3 separate regions of the Homo sapiens genome follow, and regions 2 and 3 are each linked to region 1. Evidence: chromatin loops called from intact Hi-C (ENCODE). Cell type or tissue: MCF 10A. All regions are shown on one strand. Links, peaks and the distances in the headings refer to the core of each region. The heading gives the core; the rest is flanking DNA.

Region 1 (6,438 bases), core at 54-5,053:
CATAAAGGCCTGGGTTTCACTAAGAATAAGAATGTTGCAGTCATTAAAATGATTAAATGTAGTAACATTAAAAAGACGTATTTTCCTCTCTGTAGTACTTTATAGCAGTCATTTCAAATTACTAAGACCAAAGGATTCTAACAGAAGGTGGCACAGAATGTAATTAAGCATCTTGGTTCTGCAGCCTACCTAGGTTCAATTCTGGTCATTCTACTACTAATTGTGTGATGTCAGGAATAACTCATTTAATTTCCTTGTACTTCAGTGTCTCCATCATAAAAAGGAAATAATAATAATAATAATAGAACCCATACCTAATAAAGTTGCTGTAAGAAAAACAGATAGTTCATAAATAGTTATTATACAGTCTGATTTAAATGCTAGGCATTATTATTATTTTCATCTTGGAGAGAAATCCCTGTAGAGTGAGATTTGGAACTTGATTTGTTATATTTCAGTATGCTGTAAATTGCCGCGAATAAATACTACTAATCCTATCCCACTAGTGAAATGACTCAAGCAAAGGGAGACTAAATGACTAATTTGAGTATCTCAACTAAATTAAGATGGAATTAAAACCCAACAAACCATCTCCATAGCTTTCCTACTTGGGTTTATCTCAGGGGGGATAAGCATTACAAATCTCAGCACTTATAACAACAGACTCTCCTGGTGAGTTCAAAATGCTTCATCTACCTTAATGTTCACAGGATCACTAACATATACTAAGCACCTATGGGAAGTATGGGACTGTCATCTAGCATTACAGTGTTTCCAAACTCTGTAGATAGAAAAACAAAATCAAAAGAAGACAAGGGCTTCATTGTCACCTCCAAAACTAGAGGTTTTCTCTGATATTACAAAGAAGTGTTGATTCTTCCCACTGCACTCCTATAGCCCAGGGTTTTGTCACATAGACCACATGCTATCTCACTGCATTTATATTTAGCAAAAATTTTAAAAGATATATGCCTATTAATTCCATCTGTTTACCTTCATCTCTTAATGGTCATATAGCTGATTTGTATAGTTCTTGGAATCAAAGCAAACATGAACTTTATTACAAAGCAGAGCTAGGATTTATTCATAAGATAGCATGATGATAAATTCCACTTATCTCTTGAAACTATACATTGCAGCACAGGATATGAAGATAGCATACACTTTTCATATTTAATAAAAAATATTTTATATTTTTTATTAAAATAAATGGTGATCATGTTTTGAATTTTTAGAAGGAATAACTTTTATTAATATCACCAGCACAAGAAAACTTTTAATTAATTGTCTTCTAAATCTTAAGAGTTAAGAGGTTTTAAAGCGAAGTTTTGTTTTCAAATCTATCATGTTCACTGGTATAGTAGGACATAAGTCATTAACTCCTCTAATTGTGAAAAGTCATCTTTTTTCTCTTCTCATAGCCTAAAAAAGAGTACAGTTATATAAATATAAAATAGCAGATCAATTCTAACAGAAAGGGTTGGAAGTTCATTGGTTGTTTACATTTTTCTTTTCTCTTTTTCAAAGATAAGCTTTGGAGGAATCTCTTTTTGCTAACCACTTTCAACAAATACAGTGTATCAAAACAATCTACCACACCACCTCCAATTTTGAAAGATACAAAATCTACCCCTGTCCTTTAGGCATGTGTACTTTTATGGCTCACTTCCCAGAGTAAGGATTTGGACATTTGTGCTGTGGCAATGGCTAAGAAATTGCAAAAGTCAGATGTTACATTTTGATAATCATTCCACAAATCCATGCTCCATCAAACTAGACCAAAAAACCTGCAAAGGAAGCAGTATTCTCCAATTTGGAATACAGTATTCTCCAATTTAAAATACTGCCTTCAAATATGTTTGGAAGTTGAAATAATGAAACAATCTCCAAGCATGATAGTAAGTCAATTAAGAAGTACGAAAGTATTCATAATGCCAACCGTTAGCAGACACATTTTTGAAAACCTCAAGTCGTTAATATCTTACTAATTCAGTTATAGCTCTCGAAATCAAATTAACCTTTTCTAGCTGAAAGGAATTTAAAGGCCTTAAATATGAGTATGCAAAGTTCTGTGGATACCCAATACCACTTTAAACACTGATTTGATGTTATTGCTTCAACCAATATGAAGCCAAGACAACATTCCTGTGTCACCCAACCTTTGAATTAGCTTTAAGCAAGCTTAAAGAATTTGAAAAATAAACCTCTCATTCATTCTCTATCCACAGGTTTCTCTAGCCATGCAATTTGTATGACTGCCTCCAACAGCAAGTGAGAAAGTAGGCAGTGATAAACAAACTCATACAATTTTAAAACAAACAGAATAATCAGAAGTTTCTAAGTATGCTAGTCTTTCACTTAAATAGAAAGCCAAATATGAAAGGTCCAGAGGCTTTCACTAATTTTCCACTTTAAATTTTCTAATAATTACTAAGACTACTTTTTATTTCAATTGAAAAATATAATGATTGAGCTATAATTATTCAAAGATAATCATATAAATCTGATATATGTTTCACCTTTAACTGAGATCAGAGGGTAGCAAAAGAAATATAAGAAACTAAGAACCTGGTAACTACTAAATCCTTCAAGAAAACAAAACAAAACAAAAAAAACAAACCAATATAAAGCTACCACAATGTTTCCATTTCTCAGGCACTATATTTTTCATAAAAAATGATCATAAAAGGAATATCAATGTATTACACTATGTATCTCACAAGTAGGTTATACTGTAAATTAAAAATTATCTGTATTAGAATCTCAAATGCAACCTTCAATACCCCGTGAGAAGGCATTTTTCTAAGGAACAATCATATACCTAAACTGCCACATTAATTTAAGGCTACCACAATCCAGTGAGTAAACCAAAATGTTACTTACCTTATTACAAATAAATGGCAAATTGCAGGCACTTTTCAGCTTGCAGCTGTCTAGCATAGTTGATTAGAAATGAACAAAACATCTTTCACTCCAGTGAGAGAACTGCATATTTAGACTTGCTTTCTTCACTGAATACCGGCAAAAGAGGCTGTTCACCTCCAAGTGATAGCAACAGCCCTGCACGGAGCACTTGCTGCTCTGCACAGCAGCGACTTGGAATGAAAGTAAGAAGAACCCGTGATGTTTAAATAACGTAGCTTTAGATTCACAGGATATGACTCAACTCTCAAACCAGTAAGGGAAGAGTTTCCCATTGCAAAACTGTTAGTACAGATTACATAACAAACATCATATCTGGGGTTCTAAAATACTCACATTAAATACTAAAAACTTCACCTGCTAAATCAAACATGCAGTGTTAGTAGTCAACCTCTTCCTCATGGCAAAAGCCACAACAGGAAATGAGAATAACAACACTGCACAAAGAAAACTATTCTGCTTGTTCTCTGCAGTGAATTAATTTAATGTTATTAAGGATGTGAGAACTTGCCAACATCTCCCAGAAAGACATCTAAAAAAAAAAGGAACACTAAAGTCACTAACATTCCCATCGGTATAAAAACAATGTGTAGAAAAAAATTCCATTTTAACATGCAAGAAGTGGCATGCTTTACAACACAATAGAATCTCCTTCACTAAGTAGAGAATGGAAATAGATCTTCGTGCTTTGCTGTTGCTGTTTCCCACAGAAATCCTTTCCTACGCTGTCATTACCTTGTGCTTCTAGCTCTGCCTACCTCACCAACTCAGGGTCCCCTTTTATCTGTTCTGTGAGCCCTTCTAAAGGAACATGACTAATGATACAACTCCTCTAGTAAATGTGGCAATTTTACATGCTTTCTCCACCACATGTTATCCCTTAACACTGAGCTGTATTAAGCTTGATCAAATATTGAATTATTATATTTAGATACCTCAGTCAATAAATATAGACATAGATGCTTGGAGAAAAGTCTACTACATAAATTCACTTGCCATCAGCCTCATCAAGGAAAAAAAGCTGAAAAAGCCCATGTTAATAACAGTAAGTAGGCTGAAACTAACTAGAACAGGGCTGTTAAATAGACATATAAGGTGAAGCATATATGTAATTTAAAATATTTTAGTAGTCACATTAAAAAAGTAAAGAAACATTAATTTTAGTAATGGTTACCCTAGTATGTCTAAAACATCATCATTTCAATATGTAATCATAATAAAATTATTAAATATTTTATCATTTTGGTACTAGTGTTGGAGATCTAGTGTATGTTTTGCACTTGTGTGACATTTCCACTTGAGCTAGCTATATGCAAGTGTTCAATAGCCACACATGGCTAGTGGCTACCATATTGAATAGCATAGGCCTAGGGTTCAAGGCTCATTTTCAGTCTTCAGGTGGTGGTTCAAATATTCTCTTTTCAGAACATTTAGGAAGGTCTTCCCTGACTACCTCCCCTGAAGTAACCTTCTCCAATTACTTTCTATCGGATGATCTTTTTTATTTCCTTTATAGTACATCACAGTTTGAAATGTTCTTCTTTATTCATTTGTTTACCTATTTATAGTCTGTGGTCTCTAACAAGAATGTAAGAAACCCGAGGGCAGGAATTTTCTTTCAGGAGGCTATTGACATGGTCATCAATACATAGCAGAATTTAATCAAAAAATTATTTAATAAATGAATAAAATATGGATTTTTTTGTTATGGTTTGGCAAATAATATAAAATTAAGAAATGTGTTTCTCATATCACTGAATTTCCAGCAAATACACTGGGCAACACTTTCTTGAATTGAGAAATTGTCCACTTTTTAGAATATTAATGATCTTCCATGTATAACATGTTTCATTCTCATATGCAATGCTATGAAACAACATACTTATTTCATTACTCTAGCAAATACTTAGAACACTTTAATCCCAGTGATGTAAATTTGGACACTATTAGGATGTCTATTTATCTCCTATTTACAAAAACATAAAATCAATGCATACTATGCACAGAGCTACAACGCAGGGGTCAAGGATGGGCATGTGACCCACGCTGGTCTAGTAAGCATGCCAACCTCTCCACTTTTGCTAACATTGAGAAAGAGGTTAAGTTTGTAGAATGTTAAGAGTAGAACTGTTGGTTGTTGTATCTGCTACCACATTGTCTAAAAGTGGTGGTCTAAAACTTGTCTAAAAGAGGTTGCCTAAAAATGAGGCTGATGAAGAGAAAAACAAAGCCAAATACGTGAAAGGCAGATTCCTGATAATACTACTGTAATTACCAGATACTGTTATGCATTAAGTCACATTTGCCCTCTACTGCAATGATGAATATACTGGAATGTTCACTGGAGAATTACAGTAGTCAAAACAGGAAACCATGTAAGGAACCATAAACGGTGGAAGCGTTAAATAAATAATGGGTTAATCATACTAAGGAATACTACCTAGTTATTTTCTTTTAAAGAATCAGGTTATCTAGATGCACTGAGATGCATAGCTCCCTAAAAGATGTTAAGCAGAAATAACATATTGCAGAAAAATATATTATCCCAGTTATGAGTATATACATTTTTTATATGCATATTCACAGAAAAGGGCCCAGAAAACTGCACACCAACTGTGGACACGTGGTTAGGTCTGGGAAAGGGATCTGAAGGAAGTGATGGGGGACAAAGAGAGATCAATGTTTTGCTCAGTTTATTACCTCCTGCATAAATCTTGTAAAATAAAAATGAATTAATGTATTCTTTAGGTAATTTGAAAAGAACATGTTACATTTAAAAAAAATTTTAATATTTTTTATTTCCATATTTTGGTACATTGTACTCACTCTAAGTGGACTACTCTCCTTTATTATTTTTTAAAACAATGTAATGGAAATGATGATGCTCTTTTCTGTCCCACTCTCCATTCTTTACCAGCCCCAATTTTTTAATGAATACTCCAGTTTTTCAGTCTGGTTAAAGTGAATGCCAAAGACAGAAAAGAGAAAAAGAAAGGGCAGAGAGAGACAGAGAGAGGAAGCTGCATTAGAATCTCCAATGTACCTTCTAAAACTGGCCAAGGTCTTTGGGTGTTTTTTTTTTTTTTCCTCTTGGCCTCCTGCAAGCAATTTTATTGGCTTTATAAAATACAGCTTGGATTTATTCAACTGCAAATATATCAACAGTCCAATGTTTATAATAATATGCTTTACATTAATTTAGTCTTGGATCAGAGTAAACAAACTTGTTTATTAACATCTCATTGAAACATTTCAGGCTTCTGAATTGGGCATAACAATTGCTTTCCTAATTAACTCAAAATCTAAACCTTTTGTTGCTTTTTTTGGCTTGCTCTAGTCTTCAAAATCTTCACATTATCTTAGGTATGCTCATCACATCTCCTGCTTTTGTATTCCCTTAGATTTCCACAGTTTCAACCCCTTTTTAAAAATGACACAGCTGAAGGTGCTTAGAGTCTGAAGCAAGAGTAAGGGCTGTTTGACTTTTAGTATGACTAATGAGGATCTGAATTTATA
Region 2 (8,463 bases), core at 2,102-7,101, 110 kb before region 1:
TCTAACTGGAGGATATTTTGTGTGTGCTTGAGAATGATGTGCTGCTGAACAGAATATTCCATATGTGACTCTTAGGTCCACTGGGTCTAGAGTGTAGTTTAAGATTGATGTTTCCTTATTGATTTTCTGTCTAGATGATCTGTTCATTGCTGAGAGTAGGGCATTGAAGTCCCCTACTATTATTGTATTGCAGTCTGCCTCTCCCTTCAGATCTATTAATATTTGCCCTATATTTGTAGGTGCTCCAATTTTGGGTACATATATATTTACAATTGTTATGTCCTCTTAATGAACTGACACCTTTATCATTACATAATTATCATCTTTCTTTTACAGTTTTAAAGTTTGTCTTGTCTGATATAAGTACAGATACGCTTGCTCTCTTTTGGTTTCCATTTAAATAGAATATCTTTTTTTATACCATTGCTTTCAATCTATATGTGTCCTTAAAGGTGAAGTAAGTCTCTTGTAGGTGGTATATAGTTGAGTCTTTCTCTTTTAATCCATTCAGTCACTCTGTCTTTTGATTGGATAATTTAATCCATTTACATTAAAGGTAATTATTGATAGGTAAGACCTTATTATTGCTCTTTTATTAACTGTTTTTTAGTTGTTTTGTAAATCCTTTGCTATAGTTATTTTTAATAATTTTGTCTTTGAACTTTCATAATAAATTTAAAAATGATTATGCACCACCATTATAGTATTAGAATAATAACTATTGGTCAAATTCTGGATTTGACTATATTCTTATCTTTACTAATGAGTTTTATGCTCTCATGTTTGGCTAAGAAGCATCCTTTCATTTCTGCTTGAATAACTCTCTGAATCATTTCTTATAATCGAGGTTTAGGCGATGAACTTGCTCAGCTTCTGTTTGTCTGAGAAAGTCTATATCTCTCCTTCATTTCTGAAGGAAAGACTTTCTGGGTAAAGTATTCTTGGATGCCATTTTTTTCTCTTTCTGCTGGAACCAGCTGGTGCTAGAGTGGGCCTGGAGCCTAGGTCTGTGGGGAAGTCAGATATCCACTTCACTCTCTTTTCCTTACAGGAGAGCTCTGAACAGAGGAGATCTCTCTAGTCCTCACACCATTCTGGTTTGGAAAATGATTCAGGTAGAGTGAAACTGCCCTTCCAGCCCTTTACTGTGCCTTTTCCCATTCTGTACTCCACTAGTGTGGTGTAACCTTTCACCTGGAATCCAGAGCTCAGGGAAGTATTTTTGTGTGTGTGGATGGTTTTTTTTATCAGTCTTTCTGTGACTGGACAAGGGGTGTAATCTCCTATTCTGCCATCTTGCTGATGTTACTCTTCTTAGTCTCAACAGGTATTTGTTAAATAAGTAAATGAATAAGTGAATCTGTGTACAGAGTACTATCAAATACATTCTTGCTATTTGATAAATTCGTGCACATTTATTTCCCTTCCAAAATTCATGTTGAAACTAATCCTCAATGTAACAGTATTAAGAGGCAGTGATTCGGAAGTGATTAGGCCATGAGGACTCTATCACGAATAGAATAATACCTTATAAAAGGATTTGAGGGGATGTTTTCCCCTTCTGTCTCTTCTGCCACGTGAGGACACAATGTTTTTTCCTTTCCAGAGGACCCAGCAACAAGGCAATATCTTTGAAGCAGAGACCAGGCCCTTACTGGACACCAAACCGGCCGGTGCTTGGACTTCCAGCTTCCAGAACTATGAGAAATCTATAACTGTGTATTTATAGATTACTCAGTCCCAAGTATTTTTTTATACCAGCACAAACAGATTAAACAATCCTCAAACTGACTTTGAGTTGGAAAAAGCATATATTATTAATATCAATCTACATTGCAGGTGAGGAACAATCTGGAATTTTATGTTACTTGCCCAAAATATCGTAACAATTAAGCTAATAAGTGACAGGAATGGAGGGCATATTTAGACTTTCAGACTCCAAGCCCAATGTTTCTTCTATTCAACAGTTTAGGAATCCCAGACACCCATATTTTTCTTTAACTCTAAAACAGTGGCATATAACTACTGTGTGAAAGTATTAAGCAATTGTTGCAATACTACGTATAATACCACTATTGACAAGTATTTATTCTGGTCTATAAAGCTCTCATACTTTTGTTTAATCACCACTATCTCAGTGAGTCTACTATTGCCTCCATTTTATAGATGAGAAAACCAAGAAGGGTTAATAACTTGCTCCAAGTCATACAGTTAATAAGGATGTGGCTGGCCGGACGCGGTGGCTCACGTCTGTAATCCCAACACTTTGGGAAGCCGAGGCAGGGGAATCACAAGGTCAGGAGATCAAGACCATCCTGGCTAACACGGTGAAACCCCGTCTCTACTAAAAATACAAAAAATTAACAAGGCGTGGTGGCGGGCACCTGTAGTCCCAGCTACTCAGGAGGCTGAGGCAGGAGAATGGCGTGAACCTGGGAGACGGAGGTTGCAGTGAGCCGAGACTGTGCCACTGCGCTCCAGCCTGGGCGACAAAGCGAGACTCTGTCTCGAAAAAAAAAAAACAACAAAACCAAGGATGTGGCAGGGCCCAAACTCAATCTCAAATCTGAGGGCTAGTTCAGCTAGTGCTTTTTCTTGCACATGATCACAAAGCCTTCTCCCATTTCAAAGTGTTGTTACAATGATCTATTTCTTTGTTCCCCTCAAAACTAGGAATGATCATTTTACAAAAAACGCACTCGCACAAAATCTGGCCTTATTGGGTTTCTCTGCAGTTATTGGTAGTACACAATGTCAACTTCATTTAGTTTGGCTATTATGTAAAAATACTGATACAACTTTTAGTAATTTAGCACAGAGGCCTATACACTCAGATGTTAATCTTTTTGAGAAGCATTTTGCTTCTTGCTCCCTCCCAGAAACATTTTTTCTCAACCACTGTGTAGGTTAAGTGTCAAAATCCCCTGAAGGTTGGGTAGAGATGGTTCCTAGAATCCTGCTGGGTGGTCTGCTGGGTCTTAATGGTACCACTTCCATTATAAAAGGGAACTTAGATCACTATAGCTAACATTTATTGAACACTTATTATATCAGCTATCACACACCACGTAACAAGCCAATGTGATGAGTTCTATTGTTATCTTGAGTTCACAGCTGAAGAAACTGCAGCATGAAATAAGGGAGTAAATTCCCCAAAGTCATACAACTAGGCTGCTGGAACCTGAACTTAACTGCTACACTAGGCTGTCTCCAAACACAACACTTCTCATGCTGGGTGTCATATCCCTGATGACACTGTAAATATCCAATGGCTTGAAGAAGTAAAATGTCAGCTAACAAGAGTAGATTGAAGAGTTAAGTTAAAATTCAAGGACAGATTTTTCAGTCTGCAATAGACACAGAGATGTTCGAGACTGGTGTCAGAGAGAGACAGAGGCTGCTTGTTAGGATCTCCAAAAACGTATTATGATGGCGCAATATTTTATAAACGTGTGGTCTTGGTCACAGGGTGACCTGGTTTAAAAGTGGTAAATATGTCAGCAAATTTCATTAGCACAGGAAAAACAGATCCAGGCGAACAACTCTTGGTAGTTCGTCATCTAATTTTCTCTGCTTTGTTTTGACTTCATAGGATAAAATTTGCTACATTTCTCTTTCCAACCATCACTTAGTGGCTTTTAGGTACTGTTATTAAAATTTCATAATTTTAATAGCCAAGTATTAAAAAGAAATTTCTAATCATTTTCAAATTCTTAACTTAGGGGACTTTTAGTGATTGAGAGTCCTTAATATTTCAAGACCCTCAGCTTGTTGTGATTCCAACATGGGTAACTGGAGACATTGTTCTTTTAATTTAGGTTCAGTGAAAGATTTTTAACTAATGCACTAATCTATGTTTGAAAGTGTTTTTACCAAGTATATTTTAGCAAGATATTATCTGATGACATTAATAGCTATTATTTATTTTTTAAAGGAGTTATATGGTCAAGTATATTTGGAAAATACTGGTTTAGAAGAAAATTAAATAGATTCCTTTTCTGTAGCCTTTAAATAATTGAACGTTCACTATGACTTTCCAAGAAGGAGGCTTGACAGGCATCACTTACTAAGTTTTTTTGACTATGAGGCCTACTTTTCTTGAGTGCATCTTTTAGGACCAACAATCCTTGGATCTCTCTTTGGGAAATGTTACTTCCTTATATTTCATTATAGGGAAATTACACGTTTTCAAGATTATATTATTATTGACTTTACAGTGGATTTAAATAATTTTATTGTAATAGAACTCCCAGGAAATCCAAGTCACTAATATGTGGTATGTGGTTAATCTTCAATAAACATACTATACAAAAAGGATTTAGTTTGTTGGTTCGAAAGACTCAAAAAAATCAATAGCTTCATATGCCAGTGCTGTTTTGTTGCAATATTGCATAAAACCACAAGATGGCAATAGTACTTATCAAATTAAAGAGAGGCCTGTGGTTCTGCTATTGAAACCAAAGGTTAGAGCGCCTTGCAGGGCACACTTTGAAGTTCCCAGGCATTTTCTGGCAGCATATGCTTTGTTGTTATTATCTGGACCATTACTTTCATTGACATACTTTTTATGACGATAAATGAATTGAAAACAAGTCAAAAAGTACGAAAGATGAATCTAGAAAGTATTCGCCCTACAGTAAAATTCAGATTTTGTTATTAATGTCATATTCAAGAACAACCTTTCACATATTCATTTTGTCAGGTAGCCTTAACTTTAGAATTTGTTTATAAAAACATTATTTTGTAATTATAAATTCCATGGTCTAAAAGTTCTAGACTATCCTAGACCTAGGAAATATCAATTTTTTCTAAATGCTGGAATAAAATTCCTTTAAAAAGAGGAATTGGACGGTTTCTATAATGTTTACTCATGTAGCAAAGGAGTACATGTTCTTAATGCTATATTTATTTATTTTTTACAAGGCAGGATACTGATGGGCACTTCAACATTCTGTGTAATATTTAAAGCCTTTTATGTTATTTAAGACAACACAACTAAACGTGGTCTGAATGTGTCCATTTTTATGTAGCAATAAACACAGCATACACAAGATGGCAGCCTATCTTCCCTTAAACTAGTATTAAAGATATTTAAAATGTAAATAGCTGTCTATTAATGATACTCTTGCTTTTCATTCTCAGAATAAATAAGCCTCCTGGTTAACAAGTTTAAATCAGTCTCATTCCAAACCTAGCACTTAATGAAACAGAAACAGCTACTCACGTTTTGGGAAATCTACAACTACTCAATAATGCTAAGTCTTCATCGAAAACAATGCCAAATTGCAACTCAGTGTCACAAGAAGAAGGAGGAGGAGGAATAAGAAAAAAGACAAAAGAAAAAAAGCAGTGAACACATATATTGTGGGGACAGTTAAAATTTAAGCTGGATCTTTCTGAAGATAACTGATCTTCCTACAAATATTTAAAGCTAGCTACCTTTGCTGTCCAATTGTAACAGAGGGTATCCTTGTAGAATAAGGTCCTTCACATTTGAGAGGTTGTAAAAATAGTGACATTCAAAACATCAGTGATTTAAAAATCTTCAAAAAGGGTACCTTATGGATGTGTTAAAATAATTTCCATAAGCTATTCTATTCCCTCATTTTTTGCTGGAGACTTGTTATGCCCTAGGATGGAAATATTTCATAATGCTAAATAACTAAATATATTAAAATTTAAATGCAAGAGGTTTATAATCACAGGTGGCTTCATATAATAAAATAAAAGTAAACCAACATTTTTTCCATAATGAACATGAATATTCCAATGAATTTAAAATTTCTGGTAAGTTACCATGATATAGCACATAGATTAATTTAAAATAATAGTATGGTAAAGTGTAGCATAGGATGGCACTAGGTATATTTATTTCCTGAAGAGTAGTAGAAGGCAGTTCAGGTAACCTTTAGGCTTAGTTTTCTCTCCTAAATGCAGAGTTGAAGACATGCAAGACGAAATTATTCATGTTGTATCCCAAATATAACATGAATAATTTGGGATACATATGTATGGATGTATTTGGGATATACTTATTCATACAACTTATTCAAATTTGGGATATATATGTATGGATGTATTTGGGATATACTTATTCATATAACTTATTCAAATTCCCTTTCATATCTGACATAAACAGCAGGTGGTATCTAAATGCAATTTTCTGATAACTTCTGGAAGTTTAGGTAAACGAAAATATGGATTGCTTTAATTTTGAATGTAAGTTGTATATTACTTGGTGACATTGAGCAACTACAACAACTATCCTAGATGTCATTTTTTCCAAAGGGCCTTACTCCTGTCTCCTCCAGGAATTCGCTCTATGACTGGTAATTGACTCAGTGACTCAGTAGATACAATATATAGTACTATTAATTTTTTTTACCGAAAGGAAACTATTTTTCCTGAGAATTCTGCTGAAATATGCTACCATGTTTATATAGCCATCCTAACAAAAAATCACATCTAAAAAATTAAACGTTTTTTAAAAGAACTTTAACTTTCCTATTTAAAAAATCAGAATATTTTAAAAAATAGACCCTAAAGTATTACGCCTCTTCAATCCTTTTTTTTTTTCTTGGCTATCCCAATACTTTTCTGAAATTGTTTCCTTGAGTGTCACCAATAACTTTTAAAAATTCATCAATTTCAACGGGCTTTTCTTCGTTTTCAGCCCTTTTCATCTGTGGGTCACACTGGGTATTATTAATTGCAATGATTCTGGGATTTTCTTCTTATTTGGATTCTGCAGTCCCAGTACTCCTATAGCCAAAGAGTTAGTTGTGTCTATTGTCTACATGTCTACAAGAACTATGATCTTAGAAAAGTCACTTAGGCTCTGTTGTATACAGTTTTGTATCCTTAAAATGAGGGGATTTCCCAAATTTCTCTGAGGGTCTCTGATAAGACCTCTCTTGCATGTCTTTGACAGAGAATAAGCCATTCCACATAAATGAATTTTCTAGGAAACTAAAAATTACCACGTAGAACACCAAAACCTGTTTCATTAATATACTTAAAGGAATTATTTCTAAAATTTATTAAATTTTTATCCCTTTTAGGTAAACAATGAATGCAATTTAAAAAAAAATGGGGCAGAGCATCATTTGTTAAGTGTGTCTAGGAAATTATCATCAAGGTTCTAGCAAGATAAAGTTAAATATGTAGAAAACTAGTGAAACTTGAGTAGAAGTGTTTTAATTTCTGAATTCCCAAACTAATTATTGCTAAAGGTCAATAATCAGACAGACATTTCCCACTAGTGGATGCTTCTATAATCTGTTTATTCTATATATGCACTTCTTTTGCTTTATACCTTTCAATTCAGAGTTGTTATAAATTCAATAATGGTATTATTTCCATTGCTAAATATGCCAAGGAACAAAATGTAGTTCTTAAAATAAAACAAGTTAAAAGTGATGTGAGGTCGAAGGAGACTTGAGTTCCAAAATCACCACACAGAGAGCCATCTGCCAATCAGAAGCACCTGCCTTGGACTCTTATGTAGGTTAAAAATAAACTTCTATTACATTTGAGCCATTAAATATTTTGAGGTCCATTTATAATCACAGTTCATTCTACTCTAACAAATTCCTAAGTCCTGTGGATTCTAATTATTAAATTTCCATTTGCAACAAACCTAGCCCACCAGTTCAGCCTAGCCCACCTGACATCTGTTCTTAAGATCTTTGTTCAATTGGTAAAACATCTCTTGAAATGATCTCTGCCACCATTGCCCCATCATTCCTTATCTAGATTATTTAGAGCCTTCTGCGTGGTCTCTCTGCCTTCCTTCAAACCCATCCTCTAAGTCCTAATGGAATTCTCTCCATCATATACAAATCAGGCCATTTTATTCCTCTTGGACTACATTTCAGTCCATATTCTGCACCCACAAGCACTGCTGTGGGGAACCCAGGCCCCAGAACTCTGGCTCAGCATCAGTATTCAAAGCTTCTCCTTGTTCAGGAGATTTTGCACAAACAGGAGTAAATTTTTATCATCTTACACTCTTACCATGGAGACTATGGATCCTAATTTGTCTTCTGTGGCAGGTTGAACCCTTAACAGCCATTTTCCCCCTTTCCCTTCACTATCACTGAATAGAGTCTCTGTGAGTTTTAGCGGAATGCCTGGTCCTCCCTTCAGAGAATATCTTATTCTCCAAGCAACAGGTGTGGCCATGTACCCATGTCCTTCCTGGTAGGATGTGAGAATAAGTGACCTATGCAACTTCTGGGTCTTATGGTGAAAATGGAGCAGTTGCTTTAGACAAGAGATGGAAACCACACAGTGATGAGAGCAGAACCATATCATCAGCTCTAGATCTTTCTGGGGTTCATGTGGAAGAAAATATAATTTTAAAAATTATCAGAAAAGTTGGGTCTCTTGTTACCAGAAGCTTAGTTTGCATCCTAAATCATTCTAATTAAGAAACAACTTTTCAAATAGATTTTCCTTCTA
Region 3 (8,463 bases), core at 1,627-6,626, 97 kb before region 1:
ATGAATAATCTTATAGAAACAAAAAGTCTTAGCATTGGAAGAGACTTCGTCCAGTCTTTCATTAATACAAAAATTCTAGTTACAAACCCAGTAACATATGACACATGATCATATAGACGGAATGTAGAGGCAGCTTGAATGCTTCCAGCACAGCACTGGAATTCAATGAAATATTGAATTTCCTTTTGAAATTCAATATTTGTTGAAAACATATGTTATGTGATATAGTATATTTTGATTTTGGACAGGTATGTCATAAAATGTATGTTTAAAGAGCTAATCTTCCTCATCTGAATCTTTAGAGCTTTAAGGAAATGGCTAGTCCTTATTTCATAGACACCCTTTCCAAGCATGTGTAGTCCTAAAGACATTGTCACTGGCACGATTCTATATTTGAGGTCATTAAAAAAAAGATACAATAAGCTGATCTTCTTATCCATGTTCTTCAATGAGAGAAGTTTTAAAGGGTATGCTTCCACAGATGAGCAACTAAAAGTTTTTTTCGTTTTAAAATACAGGTTTAAAGGAAATGATTACAGTTGCCACCATCTCCTTGATTATTAATTAAAGGCTTTTCTTCAATTATCATATTATTCCATATAGTCAATGGTTATATAAGTTTTATAAGTAAAAAAGATAAGCAAAGCAAAATGTTAACACCTACCATGTAACTAAAATACTTGAGGAACAATGAAAAAAAAACCTTCACCCCTTATGCTAAAAACAGTTAATAAGTGTTTAATGTGACAAGTGACTTCAAAACTTGCAATTATCCTGCTAAAGCATGGCGTCACTGATAGAGACAAAGACGGCAGATATAGTATAGTGGTAGGTGGTGTGGGTCCCTGTTCTTATCTTCAACACAGTATTCCCTTCAACTCTCTGGCAGGGTGTGGGAAAAGTCCGAGGTTTCCACTGGTAAGTTTAATAAAAGATGTAGAACCAATCTAAGTTATACACTTCCCAAGGGACACACTCTTTTTATGCCTTCTGTCTTTTCTGTTAAACTTGCTACTTTTCCAATGCCATTAACATCCTATTACTTTGTTAAGGAAGACAGGGCTCTTGCATATTACAAGATTTGTGCTAGCTCTCAGAGTGAATAAATTCTCCTGCTAGTATGATTTTCCTTTCCTGAAATACACTCACACATTCAACAATATTTACTGGATGTCAACATGTGTTAGGTGCTGTGGATTCGGCAGTGCATAAAACAACATCTCTACTCTCAAGGAGTCTCCCTCCATTCTAGTGGAGGAAGACAGGCAGTGAGCCAATATATGAGCATACAGTGTGCTGTGTGGTGATCAGAGCATGGAACAACAGAGAGTTGGGTAAAGGCGTGGTGGTCAGAGGGTTTGCTATTTTGGATGAGGTGTGGAGAGAAAGCCTCACCTATAAGGACACATTTGAAAAGGGACTTGAAACAATGAAGGAGGTTTCCAGGCAGAGAAAGCAGCAAGTGCAGAGGCCCTGAAGAATTCTAACATTGCTGGAGCTAGTGGCCTAGAAAGTGAATGAAAGGAGATGAAATCAGAGCTGAGTGGGGCAACAGATCATGTGGGGCTCTGTAGGCCCTTAGAAAGGGTTTGGGGTTTTTCTTCAAGTAAATTAAAATAAGAGAGCAAATGAATAATCAGGAAAAAATGTTTTAAGGTTGCCTTGTCTGATGTCAAGTTATCGTTCTTTGATCAGGGAATATACCTATAACAGAAAAACAGAATGTACTTAAAGGGCCAATCATAAAAGGGCAAGTACATTGTTTTCTTAAGTTACTCAAAGTAATTACTAAGTTTTAAGACTAGCTGGCCTGAAATATTTTGACAAATTTAACCTAAAGGTTAATGATACATACAAAATGAGTATGGATTTTTACATTTCTTATCTTTATGTCTACACTATATCCTTTAAAATTTAGATTTTAAGTTATATACAATATAATCAAATATAAAATATTTCCAGAATCTATTCCGACTCCTGTCAATGTCAATGTTATCTTGTTTATCTTGGTACTGATACAATAACAACAAATGAAATTTGGCAACATTCAGCACTAAAATATATTTAAGGCAATGACACACTTATGGTGTATCGAGCACATAATGAGATAGCCATCATTTCAAGCTGGTGGTAAATGTCTTTCCTGCTGTGGTAGGCAGAATTCTAAAATGTACCCCCAAGATTTCTTATACTGACTGAATATGATGAAATTTCATTCATGTCTATGATTATGTTACTTATATGGCAAAAGGGATTTTGCTGATGTAATTAAGGTTACTAATAAGTTGACTTTGAGTTCATCAAAAGAAAGATGGTCACGCACCTGTAATCCCAGCACTTTGGGAGGCCAAGATGGGCAGATCACCTGAAGTCAGGAGTTCAAGACCAGCCTGGCCAACAGGGCAAAACTCTGTATTTACTAAAAATACAAAAATTAACTGGGCATGGTGGTGCATGCCTGTAGTCCCAGCTACTCAGGAGGCTGAGGTGGGAGAATTGCATGAACCTGGGAGGAAGAGGCTGCAGTGAGCCAAGATCGTGCCACTGTACTCTACCTGGGGGACAGAGCACACTTCATCAAAAAAAAAAAAAAAAAAAAAAAAAAAAAGATGGTCAGGGTGGACCTAATTTTATCCCATTTTCTTTAAGAGCAGAGAGTTTTCTCTACTTGATAGCATAAACAAAAATCAGATTTGAAGAATAAGGGGGATTTAACATGCTACTGCTGTCTTGAAAATGAAGGGGGACACATGTAAAGTACCTTGGACTGTCCCCTAGAAGGTGAAAGCAACTCCTGGCTGGCAGACAGCAAGAAAACAGACTAATAGCCACGAGAAATTGAATTCTGCCAATACCAGGAATGTGCTTGGACAGGTACTCTGAGCTCCAGGTGAGAGCTCAGCCTAGCTGACACCTTAATTTTGGTCTTGTAATACTTAAGCAGAGAACCTAACTATACCATGCACAGATTTCTCACCTACCTAAACTGTGAGCTATTAAATGGTTGTTGTTTTAAGCTTGCGGAAATTAGTTACAAAGCAATAGAAAACTAATAACTTACCTTGAAGACTATATTTATGGTGTAGTTAGAGGAATAAAAAAGTAGCTGAAAGTCTTTTATTAGGTGTAACTAAGTTTTCTTTCTTATAAATGGTATCAGTGTATTGGCTAGAGGCCTAAGCTGCCATAACAAAGAGATCCAAAAAATATAGTGGCTTGGTCAGGCATGGTGGCTCATGCCTGTAATCCTAACACTTTGGGAGGCCAAGGCAAGATGATCTCTTGAGCTTAGAAGTTCACAACCAGCCTGGGTGACACACTGAGATCCTATCTTTATCTGTCTGTCTGTCTGTCTGTCTGTCAATCTATCTATCTATCTATCTATCTATCTATTGGTTTCAACTAGAAAGTAATTCATTTCTTTTTTGCAAAACCATACATGGCTGGGTATCCCAATGCAATAGAACAATTACATGCTTTTCAATTTATGCCTTCCGACCTATAGCCCTTGCAAGGATGGCTGATAAATGTCAGCCGAAGCTGAGCAACCTTGTGGCCATCTAAAACATGAGAGCTCTATGATGGAAGAAGGGGCAAATGGATATTTTTGGACAACTGGCAGTCTCTAACAATCCAGCAGTGCTCAGGACATTTTGTACTGCATTATGAATATTGAATTGCTCAAATTGTTATGACTTTATTCCATGGAAGTGAGTCAAATATCTGCTTCATCAGCACTCCCCCAGATTAGTCCTAAATCTATTTTTAGACTCTAGATCTAGAGCAAAAATGAGTAATTCCTCTTCTATGAAGCAATCTTCTAAATATTTGAATCAGATGTCAGTATCCTCCATAAGTTTCCAGACTTATTACTCTCCCATCTGTCTCCCATTCTTCTCTATTAACCATCCCTCACTACCTTAAATGCTCTGGACTAATTTTTGCTTGTTAAGACATTTTTAAAAATATAGCCATTATCAAGAACACACTCCTCAGTGAAAGGCTCTTGGCTAGGAATTTGAGTTGGCAAAGAAAACAAAGGAGTATTTAAGGTAAAGAACTGAATCAGCTTCTGTTTGCAGGAACAAATGAACATGGTATACGTTTAGGAAATCTATGAAAACCACACTGGCTGAAGCGGAAAATTTGATTTAGGGATTAATGAGAGATAAAACTATTCAATAGCGCATATGAACTCAGTTAACAGAGAGTCTTGAACGCCAGACTGATGAAATTTGATGTTATAATAATAACATAAAAAGGAGGAATGTAGGTGGTGAGTTGAAATCTACAATTTAAACTACAAATACCTTCTTTTAAGCATGGATGACAAAAAAGTAAAACAATGGACACATGACCTTAGAAAATAATCATCTTTTAAAGCTGATAGATGGCTTTTCTTCTCTCATAAGGTTATAGCCTTAAGTACAAATACATTGTCATGATATGCAAAACTTCAAGTATGAATACACTTTATATTTAATATAAAGGTAAATCACCTAAGAACACATTCGATAAGTATTCAACAAAATAATATGAATATTAAGTATAAAATATTTGACATTTTCTTTACTCAAAAAGAGAGCACTTGCTAATAAACTTTATAGAAGATGATTAAATCACACATCAATGTCCTTTTACATCCAATTTAATATGAGTTCTGATGTAAATAAAATATCCAAGGCATTTTAAGTACTATACAAAAATGTATGCAAATGTGTGATAAAACTAATTAAAATATCTCAGTGGTAGCATTATTCCCTACTTATAAATCTCCAAGTCCTTCCAGCATCAGGGAGCAAGTACTCGAGAAAAGATTTTGACCATGGTGATTTTACAAAAGCCATCATCTTCAGAAATGGTGAGAACCTGTGATAACAGGCACCAGAAAACTTCATGAGTGATAAATGCCCCCAAGTACTTTCTTTGGAGACAGGCCAGTAAGATAATTTAATTGTTAATATGTTACATTAAAATCACTCAGTGTTGTTAATAATTGAATACAAATGCTACCTTAATTGGGACAAATGATTTGAAGCCCCAGTCATTCGTTATTTAAATTTTCATTTTGCTTGAAATAAGATCTATTTTTTATTTTCTCTTCTGTTTAAATTTTTACACCTACAATGTCTATATGGAAGTGCAGTATAGCGATCAAAGGCCTTGTCGAAAGAACTGGTAACAACACTGCCACCATTAAATTATCACAGATCTATGAATACTGCCAGTTCTGAAGATCTTCACTTAAAAAACAGATTCCAAACCCAAGTCCTACTCTCTAATTTTTCAACAATTTGTGATTATGACAAAGTTACTTCATAACTCTTAAAATATGTGAAGTGGGCCTGGCTTTTATACACCAGGCCTTTTGGCTAGAGTAAAATTTTAAAAGTCTGAAAAGTAAAAATGCAACAGAAATGCAGGAGATTCAAAACATATAGAGACTAAGTGAAAAACATAGTTGCTGCCATTCTGCAGAGCTCACAGTGTGTGTCTATTACACTGTTTAATTATTAAACAGCCATGGAAGGAATGGATAAAGATGGTATAAATGGCTTGTCTGTATAATCTGACATCGAGTTGATTGTTTTGGTTCACTTATGGTTGGTAGAAAAGTTTTATTTCTTTTAAAGTGAGCTTTTCTTACTTTTAAAATTATGTAAGTGGGAATGCATGCCTGTTTTCTCCATTATAGTTGTTTGTGATTGACATATGGACATAGATGTAATAAAGTAGAAAAATATGAAAATACTAAAGCTCTAAGGGAGGGCAATCATCCATTTGTCCAAAAAATGCTTTGCTACTAAAAGCATTTGAAAAGCATTGTTTCCCAAGTTATTCCTAATTGTATTGTGAAGGTCTGTCAACCTCTAATAAAAATCATGAAAATGGCTGCAAAAGTAAATAAATAAATAAATGCAGGAGGTAACTATCATTGTTATTACGTGTTTCTTTTTTTCCTCATACAACTGGAAGGATATTCTGATCTTTATTTCTTAAATCTTTGGCTAATTATTTCTCTCCTGTCTTCTGTATGTCAAAGCAATGTATACCCACTGGTTTGTGTAATCCTGGACCTCTGCTAAATTTCAGTCCTCTTTTCATAATCTGTTTTACTAAGAATGTACTACAAGGACTTTGATTCCCAAACAACCAGTAGTTCAAACTTCAAAACACCCTATCCCTGTGCTTAGGTCCATTTGTTTTTGTGTTTTTTGCTTTGAGACAGAGTCTCACTCTGTCACCCAGGCTGGAGTGCAGTGGCACAATCTTGGCTCACCACAACCTCTGCCTCCTGAGTTCAAGTGATTCTACTGCCTCAGCCACCCGAGTAGCTGGGACGACAGGCATGTGCCACCATGCCTGGCTAATTTTTGTATTTTTTAGTAGAGATTGGATTTCCTCATGTTGGCCAGGCTGGTCTTGAACTCCTGATCTCAAGTGATCCAACCGCCTCGGCCTCCCAAAGTGCTGGGATTACAGGTGTGAGCCACCGCGTCGGGCCTAGGTCCATTTGTGTTTGTTATTTTTATTAAAATGGTTAACATGTCCAGTCCTCCCTTGGTATCCTCAAGGGACTGGTTTCAGGATCCACATGCACATGCTTGGATGCTCAAGCCCCTAATATAAAATGGTGTAGTATTTGCATACAACCTACATGCATCCTCTGTATACTTCAAATCATCTCTAGATTACTTACAATGCCAAATACAATGTAAAGGCTATGTGAATATTTGTTACATTGTGTTTTTTATTTGCATTTTTTTATTGTATTGTTATTTACCTTTTTTTCAAATATTTTCAACCCCCAGTTGGTTGAATCCTCGGCTATAGAATTGCAGATGGGAAAGGCTAACTGTGTTGCATGCTTACTATAGGCTAGGCATTGTTCTTACCACTTTGCATGTCTTAACTCAGTAAGTCTTCATAATAATTTTATACTATATTTGATAGCTATAATAATTAACATGATTGCCACCTATATTATTATAAGCATGGGGCTTTGCAGGGTACTGTGGTACAGAGCTCCAGGTGTGCAGGGTGCTTCCTAGAATCACCAATGTGCTGGATGTCACAGAGACTAGATGCTAAGCAAATGCTCGTGGAATTGATTATCTAACATTTTTACTTTTTATGCCTTTCTGTGTTCCTTCTTACATTCCAGATGTTCTGCAGAGTTTTCATGACCTCTGTTGAATATCAACTCTGGGAAAGTCAATATTTACGGAGTTTTAAAAGGGAGTACAAATCAAAAGTAAAAGACAGCTTCAGTTGGCACAAGAAAAAATACTTCATGGGTAAAAGAGTACAAAAGAGGACCATTAAGGATGGAGTAATGTAGGCTTCACCTTGAGGCTTCCTCAAGATAGTCACCAGCACCACTGGCATGACCTGAACACACAATGTAATGTATGTACATAGAAAATAATATCTTCACTTCATCACTTTTTTAGGGGGCAGTGTGGGCAGTGTACTACTTTTAATAAGTAAAATGCATGATTTGATGAAAACTTGATAAGTGAATCCTCTAAATAAATTATCATTTGGAGAGCTTTTTAATGTTCAGTGTGGTTTTACACAAAGAGTTTGTGCGCTTATTCTGTTTGCCTTGGACTTTCACATGTAATTACATCTCATCATCAAAGTGTATGAAAATTAGAAAGCTGAAATAAACTTATTTTTTCTCTGTGACCATCATATAAATGGATCCTCTTGCCACAGTCACTCCATGCATTACGAATAGGTTCTATGGAAGCAGAATGATCACATTCAAATTTCAGCAATGATGTCTTCCAAGGCTAGTGATATGTCTTTATTTCTATATTTCTATTTACTTACTTTAACATTGTTTCACTATAAATTGATTAAAGCAGTCTTTTCCAAGCTAAAGCATATTTACTCTTCATGAATACTATACTAAAAGCACTTAGGGTTTATATTAATATTTATTCTTTAGGAAGAGAGATGTCTTTAAAGAATACCTTTACGTTAACAGATATTTAGGCTTTTTTTTTTCTGAGCTGATTTACAAAGCTTCACAGAATAGCAGTGTATTTTTTCTGAGTCATTTCAATCTTCCCTAATATCTCCATTTCCATTTAGAAATGTGACAGTTGATCCTATTGTATTCAAAGACTGCTACCTCAGGAATTAATGAATATATTTTTCAAATGCTAATGTTTCAGTGAAATGAAAGTGTTCTTCAGCATTCTGTTCATTGGATGCTATAAAAATGATTTTTGGAAGTAGGTTTTCGAAAACAACTTGGCATTTAATAATTCCCTGTGTGTGTTTTTTTTTTTTTTTTTTTGGTACTTCACCTTCTAGCCTTATTAAGGGAAGCTATTTAAGATTTGGTTAGGTCCAGTGGCTCAAAGAGTGTCTCCTAACATTGTATTAGTCTGTTCTCATGACGCTATAAAAGACATACCCGAGACTGGGGAATTTATAAAGAAATGAGTT

What was found. Peaks named below come from ENCODE experiments on the same cell type or tissue, not always from the same donor. Only the 100,000 strongest peaks of a DNase experiment are listed, where the experiment ranks them.
Region 2: it touches region 1 in a loop (7-fold over the local background); 10 of 110 quality-filtered maps call a loop at or near these places.
Region 3: a loop joins it to region 1, with 5 times the contacts of the local background. A loop is called at or near these places in 4 of 110 quality-filtered maps.

Annotation. Positions count from the first base shown.
Region 1 is chr5:95,078,543-95,084,980 of GRCh38, forward strand. All of the region lies in intron 1 of MCTP1 (multiple C2 and transmembrane domain containing 1), which reads right to left. Among named protein-coding and RNA genes, the nearest start is that of MCTP1-AS1, 100 kb to the left of the region's middle. In MCF 10A, for the core only: no CTCF peak of the experiment used is centred there; DNase peaks (open chromatin) are centred at 1,689 and 3,119.
Region 2 is chr5:94,964,286-94,972,748 of GRCh38, forward strand. The region is part of intron 2 of MCTP1 (multiple C2 and transmembrane domain containing 1); the gene reads right to left. Among named protein-coding and RNA genes, the nearest start is that of MCTP1-AS1, 10 kb to the right of the region's middle. In MCF 10A, for the core only: CTCF peaks have their summits at 4,390 (motif pointing right) and 5,067 (motif pointing right); a DNase peak (open chromatin) is centred at 4,436.
Region 3 is chr5:94,980,306-94,988,768 of GRCh38, forward strand. The region is part of intron 2 of MCTP1 (multiple C2 and transmembrane domain containing 1); the gene reads right to left. It overlaps MCTP1-AS1 (MCTP1 antisense RNA 1), which reads left to right. Exons shown (of 2, transcript NR_189169.1): 2 at 519-588. Among named protein-coding and RNA genes, the nearest start is that of MCTP1-AS1, 5.8 kb to the left of the region's middle. In MCF 10A, for the core only: no CTCF peak of the experiment used is centred there; a DNase peak (open chromatin) is centred at 3,746.